Regions from separate parts of the Homo sapiens genome. Here regions 1 and 2 are each linked to region 3. A link is a loop called in an ENCODE intact Hi-C map of the cell type or tissue named here. Cell type or tissue: heart right ventricle. All regions are shown on one strand. Links, peaks and the distances in the headings refer to the core of each region. The heading gives the core; the rest is flanking DNA.

Evidence for each region. Peaks named below come from ENCODE experiments on the same cell type or tissue, not always from the same donor. Only the 100,000 strongest peaks of a DNase experiment are listed, where the experiment ranks them.
Region 1: it touches region 3 in a loop (5-fold over the local background); 93 of 110 quality-filtered maps call a loop at or near these places.
Region 2: a loop joins it to region 3, with 4 times the contacts of the local background. A loop is called at or near these places in 93 of 110 quality-filtered maps.

What each region holds. Positions count from the first base shown.
Region 1 is chr3:69,159,329-69,165,340 of GRCh38, reverse strand. No RefSeq gene overlaps it. Among named protein-coding and RNA genes, the nearest start is that of LMOD3, 40 kb to the right of the region's middle. In heart right ventricle, for the core only: CTCF peaks have their summits at 3,357 and 3,560; no DNase peak of the experiment used is centred there.
Region 2 is chr3:69,151,523-69,157,534 of GRCh38, reverse strand. No RefSeq gene overlaps it. Among named protein-coding and RNA genes, the nearest start is that of LMOD3, 32 kb to the right of the region's middle. In heart right ventricle, for the core only: no CTCF peak of the experiment used is centred there; no DNase peak of the experiment used is centred there; H3K27me3 peaks cover 311 bases.
Region 3 is chr3:69,407,962-69,413,973 of GRCh38, reverse strand. It overlaps a transcript of FRMD4B not described here. Among named protein-coding and RNA genes, the nearest start is that of FRMD4B, 25 kb to the right of the region's middle. In heart right ventricle, for the core only: a CTCF peak has its summit at 3,439 (motif pointing right); a DNase peak (open chromatin) is centred at 3,443; H3K4me3 peaks cover 614 bases; H3K27ac peaks cover 1,501 bases.

The sequences.
Region 1 (6,012 bases), core at 624-5,623, 250 kb after region 3:
CCGCTCAATGCAACCTCTGCCTCCTGGGTTCAAGCAATTCTCCTGCCTCAGCCTCCCTAGTAGCTGGGATTACAGGCACCCGCCACCACGCCCAGCTAATTTTTGTATTTTTAGTAGAGACGGGGTTTCACCATGTTGGCCAGGCTGGTCTCAAACTCCTGAGCTCGTGACCTGCCTACCTCAGCCTCCCAAAGTGCTGGGATTACAGGCATGAGCCACCACACCTGGCCATCATGTTCTTTATTAACCATGACATTATAAAAATGCAATTGCTCACCAGGTGCAGTGGCTCATGCCTGTAATTCCAGCACTTGGGGAGGCCAACATAGGAAAACTGCTTGAGCCCAGAAGTTTGAGCCCAGCCTGGGCAACATAGTGAGACCCCGTCTATACAAAAAAATAAAAAATGAGCCAGGTATGGTGGTGCACACCTGTAGTTTCAGCTATTTGGGAGGCTGAAGTGGGAGATCATTTGAGCCTAAGAGGTCAGGGATGCAGTAAGCCATGATCATGCCTCTGCACTCCAGCCTGAGTGACAGAGCAAATCCCCATCTCAAAAACAAAATAAAACCAAAAAAAGAAAACAGCAATTGCTCAACAACCACCTCTCTTAAATGGAAATCAATGAAAATGAAAAGGGAAGGGAAGAAGCAACTAAAGTAGGCCTGTGGAGGAAGAAAGAGGGAAGGTCAAAGGGAAGGTTGGAAATCAGACTAGCAGGGTGAAAATAACCAGGGGAAGAAAAGACAGCCTAGGGCAGCCTGCAGCTGGTGGATTTTCAAGCTGTGCAATTGCAACACTCCTGATCAGGGCATGGCTTGAAGATATTCCTGATGCAGGGCCCATTAACACTGACTGGGCTGGAATTACCTGTGCAGACAGGCTGGAGGAAAGGAGCAGTGGTGTTTGTTTAAGGAATGTACTTGGAAGACAGGAGATGTAGTTAACTAGATGAGCATCACAGCACCTGGCCTCTTCTTCCCAACACACACATAACTTCACCAGAGAAACCATTCTCTATGTGACCCTCCTCATTTTCAGAAGAAAATGGCTTCATAAGAAGATCAGGGCTGGGTACAGTGGCCCAAGCCTGTAATTCCAACACTCTGGGAGGCCAAGGCAGGAAGATCGCTTTAGGCCAGGAGTTTGAGACCAGCCTGGGCACTATAGCAAGATCCTGTCTCTACAAAACAATAAAAAGGAGTTGGGAGTGGTGGCATGCCCCTGTAGTCCAAAATACTCTGGAGGCTGAAATGGGAAGATCACCGGAGCCCAGGGATTCAAGGTTACAGTGAGCTATGATCACACCACTGCACGTCAGCCTCGGTGACAAAGTAAAACCCTGTCTCTAAAAAGAAAAAAGGAAAGATTAAGGATTGGAAAGCAATGATGAGAAATATATCATCAAGAATACTGACAGTCCAAGACTGGGAAGGGCATTTCCAGTAGCCCTTCAATTATGATGGAAGAAGCCTTTCAGGGATCTGATAGTGGGTGTCTAAGCAGACATCCCCATCTTTATAAAATAGTGGTTAAATGTGTAGGCTTTGAAGTCATGCAGACCTGGAGACAGACTGCTGTGCTTGGAATATTTCCTGGCCTTTCTACTGGCTGCTTATATGAACTATGGGAAGTTTCCTGACCTCCCTGGGCCTCAGTTTCCTCTCTAGTACATATCTCACAAGGATATTGTGTGGGCTGAACAAGATAATGCACCTAACCAGCTCAGCATAACATCAAGTCTCTAGAAGGTATTTCATGATATAAACTATTTCCTGAGGGAGAAAAGTCAGAAGATGTTGTTGAATATTAAGATGATGTTTGGAGGATTTGCACTGCCTTAGTTTAGCCACTGAAATGACAATACTAAACTAACTCATCATTGTTGAGGGCTGATTCACGTCTCAGGCACTGCTGTAGGTACTGGGAACACTTTTTTCTTATTTATTTATTTAGTTTTATTTTATTTTTATTTATTTATTTTTTGAGACAGAGGCTTGCTCTGTTGCCCAGGCTGGAGTGCAGTGGCACAATCTTGGCTCACTGCAACCTCTGCCTCCTGGGTTCAAGTGATACTTCCACTTCAGCTTCCCGAGTAGCTGGAATTACATACATGCACCACCATACCTGGCTAATTTTTGTATTTTTAGTAGTGACGGGGTCTCATCATGTTGGCCAGGCTTGTCTCGAACTCCTGACCTCAAGTGATCCTCCCACCTTGACCTCCCAAAGTGCTGTGATTACAGGTGTGAGCCACCATGCCCGGCCACTTTTTTCTTGTTTAATCCTCACAGCAAGTTTGCAATTATTAATTCCAAACAGAAGCTCAAGAAGGTTAAGTAGTTTGCCCAAGTTACATAGCTAGAAGGTACACAGGCCTGGATTCCAATTCACAAATGTATAAGACAGAAACTTTGTAAAGCATGAATTTGTTCCACTCTGGAGTCCACTGTGCAGGGAGGTTTCACACAGGTCTAACCTGAGGAATCAAACTGATTAAGGCATTTTCCTAACAGTTCAGCTACAGCTCTTCTGCTTAGTCAGGACTAGGACAAGCACTTGAGGCTTGTCCTAGGACAGCCCTGCTGCTGGCTCAAAGACAGGTCCCTACCTTTTCTATGTTCATATGAATGCAAACAAGCCAGCCAGTAGGACGGTCAGATTTAACAAATGCAAATACCGGAGGCCAATTAAATTTGAAAAATAGCTCTAACCACCAAATTTTTGTAACTTAATTTTTTAAAAAGCTGAATATAGGACATTTAAGGCATCCTGGAAAAAAAATCCATACAGGACACCAAGCAAAATCATTAAAACAGGACATGTCCTGTAGATTCAAGACACCCAGGAAACCTAGTTGCCAGGCCCCTGCTCAGGAGTAAGTAGCACAATAATAGATGTTTGAGAAACCCCACACCCTTGGAGATTGTAGGCTGAGCAAATGGGTGTCATATCCTTCCCATCCACAGAGAAGTTGGCCCTGCTTGATCCCAGAGCTTTCTTCAGACTGAAAACCTTCTAGGACAGGCCCAGTTTGGTCTGTAATCATGCACAGAATATATAGAAACTCCCCTGAAAGAGTTTAAGAAAACTCAAACTCTTGAGAAAACCTGAGAAACCTGAAAAACGCCTGAGAAAACCTTTTCTTTCTTCTTTTTATTTATTTAGAAATCTGTTACAATTTGGACTAAGTGGGCACAGTTTTAAAGGTTCTTAAAACAAACATTTGGGTTCCATCACATCTACATAACATTGGTCAAGAATCCATCCATCCATCAAATCTATTTGCAGCCAATCAAAATCTCAGTCCTTTAGGACTGTATTAAAATCCAGCGATCAACCTGTAGCCAAGGAGCTGAATATTCATAGAGAAAATCACATAAGCAAGCAGATTTATTTTATTTTAGAGTCATGATCACCATCTCACACGGACACTCAACGCTGCTATATTTCTCATAAATGTGCACTTCCATGTCACACAACTATTTGAGAAACCCTTTTCTAAAAGTAGTTTTTCTCTGGCCTAGAATTCTGGAGCTTGGTCAATGAGGACACCTAGAGGCCTATCTGGGTTAATGCAGGCAGGAGTTGCTGAGTCTGAATTCATACTTTAATTCAACACGAGGTGTACAAACAAGTTTCAGCAGCCCTGCAGAAAAAAGCAAACAAAACTTAATTTCTAATGCCCATCAACTCCATTTACTAGCTATGTCTTCTAGGGGAAGTAGCTTAAATTTTTAAAAATGTCACTTTTTATAAAGTGGAAATAATCGTAACAATCTCCTAAAATTTTAAGGATTCAACAAAATGATGTACTTCAGGAGCTTAGCACAGTGCCTGGGACAAAGTGAGCCCTTATAAATGTTTGTTGTCCTTATTGTTTCTAATGGGATACTACAAGGAAATGGAATATAAGAGGGTTAATAACATTTAACATTGTTTCATTTAAATATTAATTAAATTAAATACAAACATTAAATATTAATATTTAACAGTCATTGAGTGCCAAGGCCAGGCTTAGGGTTAAATGAGTGAGGTACCTGCCGAAGTGCAAATTTTAAGAGCGCACCCGAAAACGTGGTTGACAAGATAAATAATATTTCAATGCAGTCTTTTGAAAAAATCCAACTTCACGCAATTTTTTCCCATGATTAAAAAAATGTCACCCCAGCACAGTAGCTCACACCTGTAATCCCAGCACTATGGGAGGCTGAGGTGAGTGAATTGCTTGAGTGTAGGAGTTTGAGATCGGCCTGGGCAACATGGTGAAACCCCGTCTCTACAAAAAAAAACACAAAATTTAGCTGGGTGTGGTGATGTGCGCGTATGATCCCAGCTACTCAGGATGCTGGGGGAGGATCACTTGAGCCTGGGAGGTTGAGGCTGTAGTCAGCCGAAATCGTGCCACTGCACCCCAGCCTGGGTGATAGAGCCAGATCTTGTCTCAAAAATAAATAAAATTGAAAAAAGTCAAAATTTTATATAAATACGAGTTCAGTATTACCGATTTTTCCTTTTGCGTCAGACTCCAATATGACTCAGAACTGCACTGCACTGAGTTAACACTTCATCTTAAATAACCAGAGGAGATATCTTTCTCCCATCTGTAAAATAGACGCCCATTTTACAGATGGGAGGGGGAAAGCAAGCCTGGAGGAACTGCTCAGACACACTGCCCAAGGTCACATGATCAAGTAGAGGGTCAGAAATCAAGCCCAAATCAGAATAATTCTAAAGCTCATTCTTTCCCCTTTCTCTCTCACACATACCTGTCCTTCACCATGTGACTTAGGCTACAGTTTTTCTATTCCAGGGTGTAATTTTACCAGTGCTGTAATTAGATTTGCCAGGTGAGCAGATAAAAATTTAAAATGCCCAGTTAATGTTAAGCTGTGCTGGCGATGACATTTTCCCTGAATTAAATGTTAGAAAGATATCGTCACACTGCATTCTCAATTCCTTTGTTGTAGAGCATTCTCTGAACTATCAACCACAAAATCATAGTTGGATCTGATTTTTGACCTGACATCAAATGCTGCCTTTGTGGTTAACAGACTATCTAAAGCTTAACTAAATTACTGAGGTGGGGCTATCAACAAGCCATATGTAACAGTGTTTTTCACCATGTTATATATAATAACACAGTGGTCAGTCTGCATAATGCAGAGATCTAACTGATGAAGATCAGCTTTCCTTCTGTAGTTTAAAAAGTTTAGGCATGGGCTGGGTGTGATGGCTCACACCTGTAATCCCAGCACTATGGGAGGCCGAGGTGGGCGGATCACCTGAGGTCAGGAGTTCGAGACCAGCCTGACCAACATGGGGAAACCCCATCTCTACTAAAAATACAAAATTAGCAGGACATGGTGGTACATGCGTGTAATCCCAGCTACTCGGGAGGCTGAGGCAGGAGAATTGCTTAAACCCAGGAGACGGAGTTTGCAGTGAGCGGGGATCGCACCATTGCACTCCAGCCTGGGCAACAAGAGTGAAACTCCATCTCAAAAAGACTAACGAACAAAAAAATTAGGCATGCTTTCCATGGTGCATCCTACCCTTGTAATAAGATCCAGCTTCGATATCAGGAAGCAGAAGATAGAATGAAGGTTTTCCTTGGAAAAAAGCATGGATTCAAATGCATCGCATTCTAGTAATGTTTATTGATAAAAGAGTAAAATGTTCAGGCATTTATGCTTACATTGCTTCTCCTTTTTCTTCAACCATTATACCAAAGTTACTTTTTTTTTTTTTTTTTTTTTTTCTGAGACAAAGTCTGGCTCTGTCACCCAGGCTGGAGTGGTGCAATGGCACGATCTCGGCTCACTGCAACCTCCACCTCCCGGGTTCAAGCAATTCTCCTGCCTCAGCCTCCGGAGTAGCTGGGATTACAGGCATCCGCCACCATGGCCGGCTAATTTTTGTATTTTTAGTAGAGACAGCGTTTCACCATTTTGGCCAGGCTGGGCTCAAACTGCTGACCTCAGGTGATCCACCCACCTCGGCCTCCCAAAG
Region 2 (6,012 bases), core at 624-5,623, 260 kb after region 3:
ATGGTAAGTCTGCTTTAAGTTTTTTGAGAATCAATTTCTGATTCACACTCTGCCTATCCATCTAGTGAAACTTTCCTAGCTCCCTCTCAAATAAATACATTCTCCCCAGAGCACAGCCTACCACTTTACATGGTCTACCAATTTCAGGATTTCTGGGATCTGTGTGTGAGTTCCTTTCCTAGTAGACTTCTCTCCTACGCTGCAAGCTCTTAGAAGTCAGGGCCCATGTGTTATCTATACATGTGTTCCACACAGAATTTAAAACCTACTTCCCTTTCCAGCAAGTGCTTATGGAATTGTGTAGTATATACATACTGCATTAGTTTGCTAGGGCTGTAAACAAAGAACCATAAACTGGGTGACTTAAACAACAGAAATGTATTATCTCACAGTTCTAGGGTCTGAGATCAAAGTATTGGCAGGGTCGGTTCTTCCGAAAACGTGAGGGAGAATCTGCTCCGTGCTTCTCTGTGCCAGCTCCTGGTGTTTTGCTGGCAATCTTTGGTGTTCTTTGGCTTTTGTAGAAGCGTCACCCGATCTTTATCATCATCTTCACATGGTGGTCTCCCTGTGTGGGTCTCAGTGTTCTTTTTTTTTTTTTTTTTTTTTTTGTAAAGACACAGCCATATAAAGATACAACCTGGCTCATGCCTGTAATCCCAACACTTTGGGAGGCCAAGGCGGGTGGATCACCTGAGGTCAGGAGATCGAGACAAGCCTGGCCAACATGGAGAAACCTTGTCTCTACTAAAATTACAAAAAATTAGCCAGGAGTGGTGGCATGCATTTGTAGTCCCAGCTACTCAGGAGGCTGAGGCAGGAGAATCGCTTGAACCCAGGAGGCTGAGGTTGCAGTGAGCCAAGATGGTGCCACTGTACTCCAGCCTGGGTGACAGAGCAAGACTCAGTCTCAAAAAAAAAAAAAAAAAAAAAAACCTAATTGGTTTAGGGCTCATCCTAATGACTTCATTTTAATGTGATTATATCTATAAAAACCTAATTTCCAAATAAGGTCACATTCTGAGATACCGGGGTTAGGAATCCAACAGATCTTTTGTGGGGACACAAATCAACTATAATACACACCAAATGAAGAGGAAAATTTGTCCAAATCTGAAGGCAATTTAGAATTCTGAAATAAAATTATGCACTAACAGACACAGACACAGAGAGAAAATGAGTCATTTGACTATGGATGCAGCTATTGGAGTAACACATCCACAAGCCAAGGATGCAAGGATTGTCAGAAGCCACCGAAAACTAGGAAAGAGAGGCGTGGAGCATGTTTTTCTTTTTAGCTTCTAGAAGGGATCAACCCTGCCCACATCTTGATTTTGAACTTCTGGCCCCAAAATGCTGAGAGAATAAATTTCTCTTTCATCTCTCTCTCTCTCTCTATCGAGAGAGACTAACATGTTCTGGTTGTTTTAAAAATCTCTACTCAGCAGAGATTCTTGAGGGGAAGGACTCGGGGAGGTAAAGTCTTATTCAAAATTACCCTGAATAATGACATTGAAGTAATGATAGCTCTACTAGATCAGGATATTGACTGTTGAGAACAGAGTATTAATCAGATGTTCTCTCTTTTCCTGTTTTCGTAATAGCATTTCTCAGGTTTTATTATACTTCTGTAGCCCAGTGTTTGTCAACATGGAGCTCTCCAGTCACTCAATCACCTGCCCCAGAAATGGCTGTTAAAAATGAAGATTCCTGACCCCTTCCCCACACCCACAGGATCAGAATTTCTGAGCTAGGAATGCTGGGGCCCTGCACATGAGCAGGTGTCTCTGGTGACTCTACTGCATGCCGAGAACCCCTGATGTAGCTCCTTGCTGCTCAGAGTGTGGTACAAGGACCAGCTGCAAGCACCCCCGGGAGCTGCTTAGAAAGGCAGTGTTCCAGGTCCCAGCCAGGACTACCAAATCACAATCTTCACCTGCACAGGATCCTCAGCTGATGCTTAGGCACATTAAAGTCTGAGAAGCCCTGCTCTAATACCTTTCCCTCACGCCACAGTAAAGTAGGAGAGTAATTGTTAAGAAGGCACGCTGACTCCCCACTCCTGTCTCCACAGAGGGACTGAAGCTAGACCAGTGTATGTTATATCCATCTAAGAAGACTTTTTAAAAACATATTGTAATTGGCCCACCCTACGATGTGCCAACTAAATAAGAATATTCATGCCAGGTGTGGTAGCTCACACCTGGAATCCCAGAACTCTGGGAGGCTGAGGAGGGAGGATTGCTTGAGGCCAGAACTTTGAGACCAGCCTGGACAACATGGAAAAACCCCATCTCTGAAAAAAAAAAAAAATTAGCCTGGCATGGTGGTGCATGCCTGTAGTCCCAGCTACTCCAGAGGCCGAGGTGGGAGGATAGCTTGAGACCAGGAGGTTGAGGCTGTAGTGAGCCATGATTGTGCCACTGCACTCCAGCCTGGGTGACAGAGTGAGACCTTGTCTCAAAATAAATAATAATAATAATAATACTATATGAGGGTGAACCCAATTATTGATTTTTTTTCGTTCCCAGGTGATACTTTAATAATATGCAGCGTGAGGCAGGAGAACCGCAGAGCTCTCTCTGGCCCCTCCCCGCCTCTTCCCCTTGTCAGAGAATCCTCTTCTGCCTCTTTCAATCAGCCTGGCTGCAGAGAGGACGCATTTTCGTGAGCTCCCCAGCCCCGGGGTTAACTGAGCTTGGTGGTTCCTACCAACAAGAATGCTGAGAGAGCCCTGCCATTGTCTGGAGCTGCTTGTGAAATTCCAGGTAGTGTCGGTGAACCCCAACCCTTCACCTGGGGACCCTGGGAACATGGAGATCCTGACGTACCAGGTCTGGAATACAGACAAGGCCCAGGGCATGCTGGCGAGGAGTGGGCTTCTAAACTGTCCCACAGACCTTGCTTTTAGCTGCTCTTCATGCTATATATACTTTGGACTCCCATGTGACATCTCTGTCCTTTTTCTGAAGTTGGGTGGAAAGAGGGGTATTATTTATTGGGGAAATCATAAAATTTTAGTAACCTAACTTGTTCCCACCTTTGTTCACAAATACTAATAAAGTGGCTATATAGTCAATCTAGGGGCCAACTCCAGGTGACAGTGATTCCTCTTCCTCTTAGAACTGGCTTCCCACAAACCCAAGGGATCCCACTCTCCTGGCCAAATCTTGAAGTTGGTAGAACACAGGAGCTCTAGAGTCAGGCCGTGTGGCCAAAGACCAGCTTTTACACTCATTAACAACTGGGCTTCTCTAAACCTCAGTTTTCTCCCCTCACTTCAAAGCGTTAACTTGCAGATTAAAGGAGATAATGTGTATGAGATGCATAGCCCAGGGAAAGGCCAGTTGTTAACATTCATTACGTGCTAGTGGTGGTGATAGTGATTTTGCTCTTTCTTGACCTGATACCGCTGGATGTCGTGGATGGATCCAGGAGTGGTAGATGCCTGACCCAAACTGGGGCAATCATGTCCCCTCTTGGAAATCTGAAATTGGGAAGTGAAAGTTTCAGAGACTGGGTTATCAAAATAGCTGCATTTGAATCTTGCTACTCAAATTGCTGTCAGGGTCAGTGGCATCAACTCACCTGGGGGCTTGTTACATGATCTATAATCCCAGACCTATTGAATGATGATGTGCCTGTTTAACAAGGTCTCCAGGTGATTCGTATGCAGTTACAGCTCGAGACTCACTTAGAGGAAAGTCTGTGATCTTCTTGGAAGGCAGTCATTGCTTCCTTTGCATCCTCACACCTGCATGTACAGATACAGTTTTTTATAAAATACCCCCAACCAGTATCTTCTTTTCTTTATGCTTCAGCTAGCTCTAGTTGGTTTCTGCTATTTTCCAGTCCTAAATCTCAATAGCACTGCAGGTTATATCCAAGAAAACTTGAAGGATGCTGTTGCTTTTCCATTGTCTTCTACAATGAAGATGAATCTAGAATCAGAGGAGAAGTTAGGTTCTAAAGTCAGCCCATAAGATGAAAATTGTGTCTTGTCAAAATTGTGCCAGAAAATCTATTAGATATGTGCTACATTAAAGAGCGATATGCCCTCTTTCATTAAGTCCAGCACAACTGACTTTGGAATACGTTGATTCTTCATTTGAGTCCCAGATGAAGTAGACTTTCTTTCATGACCATGTTGTATGAAAAGTACATATTTTTAAACCCTGGACTCATGCTCTTCTGCAACATCACACAATGGAAACTATGAAAATCCATGTGTATTTCCCAGATCACATCAACTCTGGGACATAAACTCACTGAGTGAAATGGCAACCAGGATCACTTGTACAGTTTAGTTATTTTTCTTTCTCTCTGTCTTTCTCTGTTTCTCTCTCTCTGTCTCTAGCATGTAGAGTTGACTTTTTACAAATGAAATATGAGCATGTTATGACTCTAGGTATATTTGTTCTTAAACTTTTTGTATATGTAGCATGCTCTCCAATTCTAGCATTTTTGGCAACCACTAAAATGTATCAAAAGCTCTATGCATTGTGACAAACCAGAAATGATTACCACGTGGCCACTGCTGCAGCACAATGATGCTCACCTCTAAAAGCAGCCACAGTTATCCCTCTCTTGGCTTGTTTTCTGATTTGATGTTTATGACTCCTCTCCATTCTCCCAGCAATTGTATCCCATGTTTTGCCATGTCATTATAACAGATATCAACATCGAACAGGTTTCACTATAAACCATGCATGCCCTCAGTCATAGCAAATGTAAGCTGTAGATACTGATCAAAATTTGGTGACACACTTGTAATATGTTTAGGTTTCCAGCCCCTAGAAATTAATAAAGGCTCTCTACAATAGTAAACAAGCCAGCAAGGTGCTGAAGCAACTGGAATGAGGTGCTCAACACCTCACCCGTATGCATCTTCCAACACTGTCTTTCCAAGATGTCGGTGGCTCTAAATCACTTTTCTACTTAAAAATGCCACAGCATAGATGAACCTTGACAATGTTTTGCAAAATGAAATAAAACAAATACAGAAGAACAAATGCTGTAGGATTCACTTACATGAAACATCTAAAATAGGCAAATTCAGCCAGGCATGGTGGCAAACACCTTTAATCCTAGCACTTTGGGAGGCTGAGGAGGAAGGATCGCTTTAGTGCAAGAGTTCAAGACAAGTCTGGGCAACAAGGGGAGATCTCATCTCTGCAAAAAATTTTAAAAATTAGCCAGGCATGATGGCACATTCCTGTAGCCCCAGATACTTGAGAGGTTAAGGTGGGAGGATCACTTGAGTCCAGGAGGTCAAGGCTGCAGTGAGCTGTGATTGTGCCACTGCAGTACAGGCTGGGAGACAGCGCAAAACCCTGTCTCCAAAGGAAAAAAAAACAAAAAGCAAATTAATGGAGACAAAAAGTGGGTTAGAGGTTACTAGGGACTCAGGGAAGAGAGAGAATAGGGAGTTACTGCTCTGGGGTGATGAAAAGGTTTTGGAAAAAGATTGTGGTGATGGTTGGATTACATTGTGAGTGTAATTAGTGTACAGAATTGTATATTTAAAAATGGTTAAAATGGCAAATTTTATGTAACACATATTTTACTGCAATTTTTAAATTGGAAAAAAAATGGTTCTTTACTCTCTAGATCACCAGGCCTGAATACTTAAAGTCTCCATATTCTAGCCCACCTTACTGCTTAATGTCCAAGGACCACAGTCCACCCCATCAAAAACTCTCCTCTTGTCTCCAACACAGCCATGCCCATGTAAGTGTGTTCAAACGCATCACGTATTCATTCTTATTTCCTTGGTTTGTCACATGTTGTTTGTGTGCTTATTAAATGTCTATTGATTACCTATAATGTGCTAAGCAGTGGCAATACCACAGTCTCAGACACAGGCTCCATCTCCTCGGAGTTTACAGCTTAGTCAGGGACTACGTCACACAGATAGGTAATTGTAACATAGCACAAAGTGATATGATTAGGGACACAATAGACATCTGGGCATGGGAAACCAATAGGTGAAGTCAAGGAAGGGAACTCTGA
Region 3 (6,012 bases), core at 373-5,372:
AAATTCCAGAAGGTTCCAAATCCCCAAAGGCATGGAATGACATTAATGTAAACAAAAGAAAATAAGCAAATAGAAATTTCTCTCCACTTTTTTCTTACATCTCTGAGAAACACGTAGGAGCCGTTTACACCATTTTCTTCTTGCCCGCACTTCTCTGCAGCTCCCGGCATAGGAGATGCAGGGTTGTATTGTCTTCATTCTGCTGCTTTGTGAAACGCTGCACATCTTTTGGACGTGTGGTGAATGCGTCACATTCCCTTGAGATTAATGAGGCAATCAAGTCAAACTCTAAAGCTAGGGAAAGAGGAAAATGGGAAACCTTGCTAATTCAAGCATCTTGCATATTTATTTCTATCTTAAAGCCACTGCTAGGATTTAATGACATTTGAGGGAGCCTGGTTATGAAATGGGGTTACTGTGATTTGTGACTATGGGCAGGTACCGTTCTGAGAGAGGCACTATAGTGGGAAAGTATTTGAGAAGAATTAGTAAGAACATTTAGTGTGCCTAATTGCATTCAGTCAGGACAGTAAAATAAAGGGAGAGATACAGTTCAAGGTTTATAGATCTGGCTCTAACATCAAGACGGCCTGGGGTCAAGTCCAGGCTAAGTGACCTTGAGGAAATCACTACTCTGTGCCTCGTTTCTTTAACTGTAAAATGGAGATAATCAGGATAATGCCTACATTATAGAGTCATTGAGAGATTAAATGAAGTTATAATACATGTAAGCACTTGGCTCATTCATGCTCAATAAATACTAATGATTACTTTCATCCATATTAATGACTAGTTTTATGTGTTAGTCTAGTTGAGCATCTTTAATCCCGTCGTTCAACAAACCTGACTCTTATGCCTACTATACATTAGGCACTGTGCTGCGTATCAAGAGTATAGCAATGAACCATTATCATAGACAATGGAATTACTGCAATAGAGGTATGAATAGACTACAGCAGTGGGACAAAAGAGGAAACCATGATAACTCAGAGACCCATCGGTGATAATAGGTAACCACAGAGAAGGTTTGATTTCATGCCTGGTGCGTGTGAAGCTTCCCACCCAACTTCAAGGAACTGGGAACAAAGTGGAGCTTCTCGTCTCAAAAAAAAAAAAAAAAAAAAAAAAAAAAAGTGGAGCTTCTCATTGGAATTCTCTTAGGTCTCCTCTGACTGCCCATTCATCCACTCAGAGGCCCCAGCTTTAGCACTCAACATGACGAATTAACCCTTTCCAATGGTAAAACTTGAAATTAGTCTTTTCGCTCATTCAAGTTCTGCATCTCTTAGATAACCTAAGTAAATTAATGGGTAGGAAAGAATGAATGCTTTGTAAATGTGCATTATGTTACAATACAGCCATTTGTGTTTTAAACAGAAACTCAGCCAAATGAAATTCTCTTTGGCCTCTACAGGGAAGAACTTTGAGCAAGTGACTGTCTTACTTCCCTTGGATACTTGAAGCAGCCCATATTCCACCTTTATCTCTTCTTCCTCCTGCTTCTACCTACTTTCGGTCCCCTCTGCTCTCACTAACTTTAGGGTTATCAAAAGAATAGCAATCAGTAAAATAAAATCAGACTTCTGAAAGTTGACCAGTCCACCACATAGTCTGACTCCAGTAACAACTGTTGATTTCCAGGCACCCTTTTCCTGTGACATCAAGTGTCCTCAGTTTATCTTTCTTCTATTCTAATTCAAAAGGTCTATTGAATCTGCATCTCAGTCTTGTAAAGCAGTTAGCTTGGGTTGTGGGGCCAGAATTCCTGGGTTCAAACCTGGCTCTACCAGCTACCAACTGGAAGACCTTGTATAATTTTCTTAATCCCTCTCTGCCTTATTTGATAAATGGGCATAATAAATGGACCCACCTCCTAGGGTTTTTGAGCACATTAATAAATTTATAGATGAAAAGTGCTGAAAGTAGTGCTTGGCACATAGTGAGCACTCAATAAATGTTACCTGTTTTTACTGTCATCTAGAAAGAAATGCAATTTCTAGCTAGATTAGCAAGTGGGTAATATTCCTGCTGTATTTCTGAACACTCAGCCACTTATTTTTGCAATTGGGCTTCAGAACAATAAAACTTAAAAATCACTCAGTCAGGAGTTTGTTCTGATTTGATATAGATAATTGTTCAAAAGCAAGGACCTCGGAAATCTTCCACTTTAAGAAGTGCGTGGTGAAACTAGATTGGAGGCTATATCATTAACTGGAATCCCAATGTGAATTATATTATAACCACGTCCCTAGGCAGTTATCCAGGATATTGTAAATTACTCACTACTTTATTCGATGAACTTCTTAAAAGTTTCCCTAGACAGGAGATCAGGGTCAGCTTTGGAACTGGAGACTTTGTTCATTAGTGAAATATTTTTATGAAGTCGGGAGACAGAACATTTCTGATTCCTCATGCTTCTGACAAAGAGATTTACCCTGCTGAAGGATGGAGCCTGGGGTGATTCATATCCTGTAGGATGAAAAACATAACTCAGAAACTCAATGCTGTCAGCTTCTCCCTCTCTATCCCAGGTTTAAATTGTATTGCCTAGATACATTTATAATCATCCAGGTGTACCTTGCTTCAGACTGAAGTGTGGGTGGTTAATTGTATTTTTGTGAGTTGAGTCATATTTGTAAATACTCTCAGGACAATGAAAATTTAAAAGAGTCCTAACTTAAACCTTCTTCAATTTTGAGAAACAACAGAGAATGGACAGCATTAGTTGCAAATTGGTGACTTACAGTTAGAATACCATATGAATTAGTAGCCACCATGTAGAAAATTAGGATAGTTCAGGTACAAATCTGGATAAATTGTTCTGATGTGTTTTGTTTTTAAATCAGAGTTTTGGCACCACTGGGCCATCATTATCACTTGGCACCATTCAGGGCTGAATGGCGGTGTCCCCACTTCAATCAGGGATGCCATCTCTAGTTTGCCACAGGAGAATACGGCCCATGGGACTCATGGATTTCACTTGGCTGACCCCTTATGGCTTACAGCCCCTCTTCTATAGGCCAGGTACAAATTTTCAAACTTCAATTTGTTTAAAGTAGTGTTTTCCATTGTAATTAAAAATATTGTTCTTGAGACCTGAGATGGGAGGATTCCTTGAGCCCAGGAGTCAGAGGCTGCAATGAGCTGTCATCATACCTCCAGATTCCAGCCTGGGCAACAGAGCAAGACCCTGTCTCAAATATATATATATATATATATATATATATATATATATATATATATATATTTATTTATTTATTTATTTATATATTTCTTTTTTTCCCTTGTTCCATAACCTTTCAGGCATTACTTTTATTAAGAGAAGATGCTGAACCCGTAGGTAAAATATTCTATTTTCCTTCCTTCCTCTCAATGGCCGTTTCTGGGCCATGCCTGTGCCATCAGAGGGCATCAGTTTGACAGTCTGCCCCTAGGTGGAGCACTTTTCCAGAAACAGCTTGTACAGGTCTTGCAAACTACATACACGTTCATACACTCACATACACTCACGTACTCACACACATATTCACACTCGCTCATGCACAGACATGCTCACCCTCATACTCATACTCACACACGCATTCCTACATTTACACTTATCCATTACACTCACGCAGATATTCACACGCTTACCCCTGCATTCACACACTCACTCTTAGGCACAGGAGTGCCAGTAGTATCTGGAGACTTAGTGGAATTTCAGAGCTGATATCGGACCTGCTTTTGGAACTTGAAATTGGCCCGAGTGTCCTGAAGGAGAGGAATAGTCAGGAGCAAGAGATGGGCTCAGAGAGGAAGGTACCAACGAAAGTTAACCTTTGTTACTTTGTCCTTTTGCTTCACAGTCTGAGGGAAGCAAGCCAGGGGTCTGTTCTGTGCACTAGGAAATTGTGTTTGTTGTCAGGAAATCTGAGCCATTTGAGGAAAGGGTGGAGTTCTTGTTGGCATTGCTGGGGGTTCTGAGGATCCTGAAAGTGGAAGAACCCATATGACCAGGAGAAACCCCATTTCAGACCAGCTTAAACCATAAGAGCTGCTTATTGGCTCATGTAACTGAGAACCTGAAGGGTTCTAACTTCAAGTGCAGTTGAAGAGGCTGCCAGTGTTCTCTGAATTCTCTCTACTCTGCTTTCCCCACATGTGGGCTTTGTTGTCAGATTTTCTTCCTTTTTAGTACCAAGAATGGCTGTGGCAGTTTAGTCCTCACATCTGAGCTTTCTATATGCAGAGAAGAGAGGGTACCTTTATCCTAGATTTCCAAGCAATAGCCCTGAGATTCCCTCTGTTGGACTGGCTTCTGTCCCAGGTCCCCTCACATGCCAATTGGTTTATGCCAATTAGGTTTTCCCCTGAAGTGGAGGTTAGCACCTGGGTTGTGTGAGGGAGGGGTGGATAATGTATAAAAATCGAGATTTTTCTCAGCTAGAAGAATGAGGGTGAATGCTGGTGGCCACTATGCCATCTGGCCAACCCCTTGGCAGTCCAGAGGTGACTGGGAAGTAGCTCATTGTGTTCCTGATGCCTTATGAGGACAGATGATGCACTAATACTCCTTCTACTGGGTCATTGTAAGCTTTCTGTGGTGCACACAGAGAAATGGGACCATGCCTAGGAATCTCCTGGTTGTATGAGTTTCCAATTGAAATGAATTCTTGTTGGAAATGTCTCAACAGCCGAGTGGATTTGCTTCTCCAACTCAAAGAGAGAAGTTCAGGCATCTAGCTCTAGGGTAAAGACTGAGCCGGAATCCGCTAGTAACCTCTGCCTTCTTCCCTTTTGCATTCACACATTCAGCACAAAGAAGTGCTGAACCAAGCAATGCCAGTTTTCTGCTGAGACTGAGTAGTGGAATGACTACAGGCTCCCTTTCCTGAAAACTCACTGTGAGCCAAGAACTGGCCTTTTAGACACTCTGCATATATTCCTCACGAACAACCTCAGGATGGAAGTGTTTTTCTCTCTATTTTACAGATGCCAAGCCAAGCCTTAAGGTGGTTAAATAATTCCTCCAAGATTATAAGGTGGGTAAGTGCAGAGCTGGGATTTTACCCCAGGTTGATAGAATCTGACTTCAAACCTGAGTTTCTCACTGGCCTCTCTAAAAAACACACTCTAAGCAGTGGTCCCCAGGTGCAACTTGGGAGTGAGCCCTCCAGTCGTCGACTCTTCCCTGCTTGAAATTCCTCCCACTGGCGCCATCCCTGCTCTAAGGTGGCTCTGGTCCCCTGCCAGGACTCCACGCAACTATCTCCAAATGCTGCTGGCTCCAGCTCAGCAGAGCTGCCCTTGTTTATTGTCCACCCCCCACTCCCCCTACCAAGCCCTGCCTGCCCAGGCAGTGCAACAAGCCCTGAGTCCTTTTTATGATATCATTTTCCTGTTTTACAGCATTTTCCACTCAAAACTTACAGGTCCCACGTTCTGCTCCATCACAGTCCTGCTCTCTCTTAACTAATATGTTCTCCAAGTGCTGGTGGGTTATTGGATTAAGTGTTCTGTGGAGACGGCTTTACTTTTCAACAAGGGCTTTCTGGAGAAAGCGTCAATTGGCGGAACTTTCAGACTAGCAAGATGATGCCTTTGGGGGCACTTGGCTCTTGAACCACACTTGATAGGCAGCAGCCTCTTGGTTGCATGTGGAGGAGCTTATGATTGCATTACAGACTATTAATTGAAAAGAACCTTTCAGGCCTCATGACTTCAGGATTCTTCATCACTTCAGAAGGGAGTTTTCAGGTTTGCTCCTAAATTCCTTTCTAGAAACAAATTTTCCCCTGATTTCACCTTCCCATTTCATCTATGCATTAATTCCTACCCATCTCTCTCACGATCTAGATTGGGGTTGGCCATGGCCTGTTTTGTAAATAAAGTTTTATTGGCACGCAGCTGTGCCATTTGAGTATGCATTGTCTCGGCTGCTTTCCCACTGCAACAGCAGAGTTAAGTAGCTACAATTGAGACTGTATTTTTAAAAAGTGTGCTGAGCCGGATGACCTAGGTCAGTAAACGCCA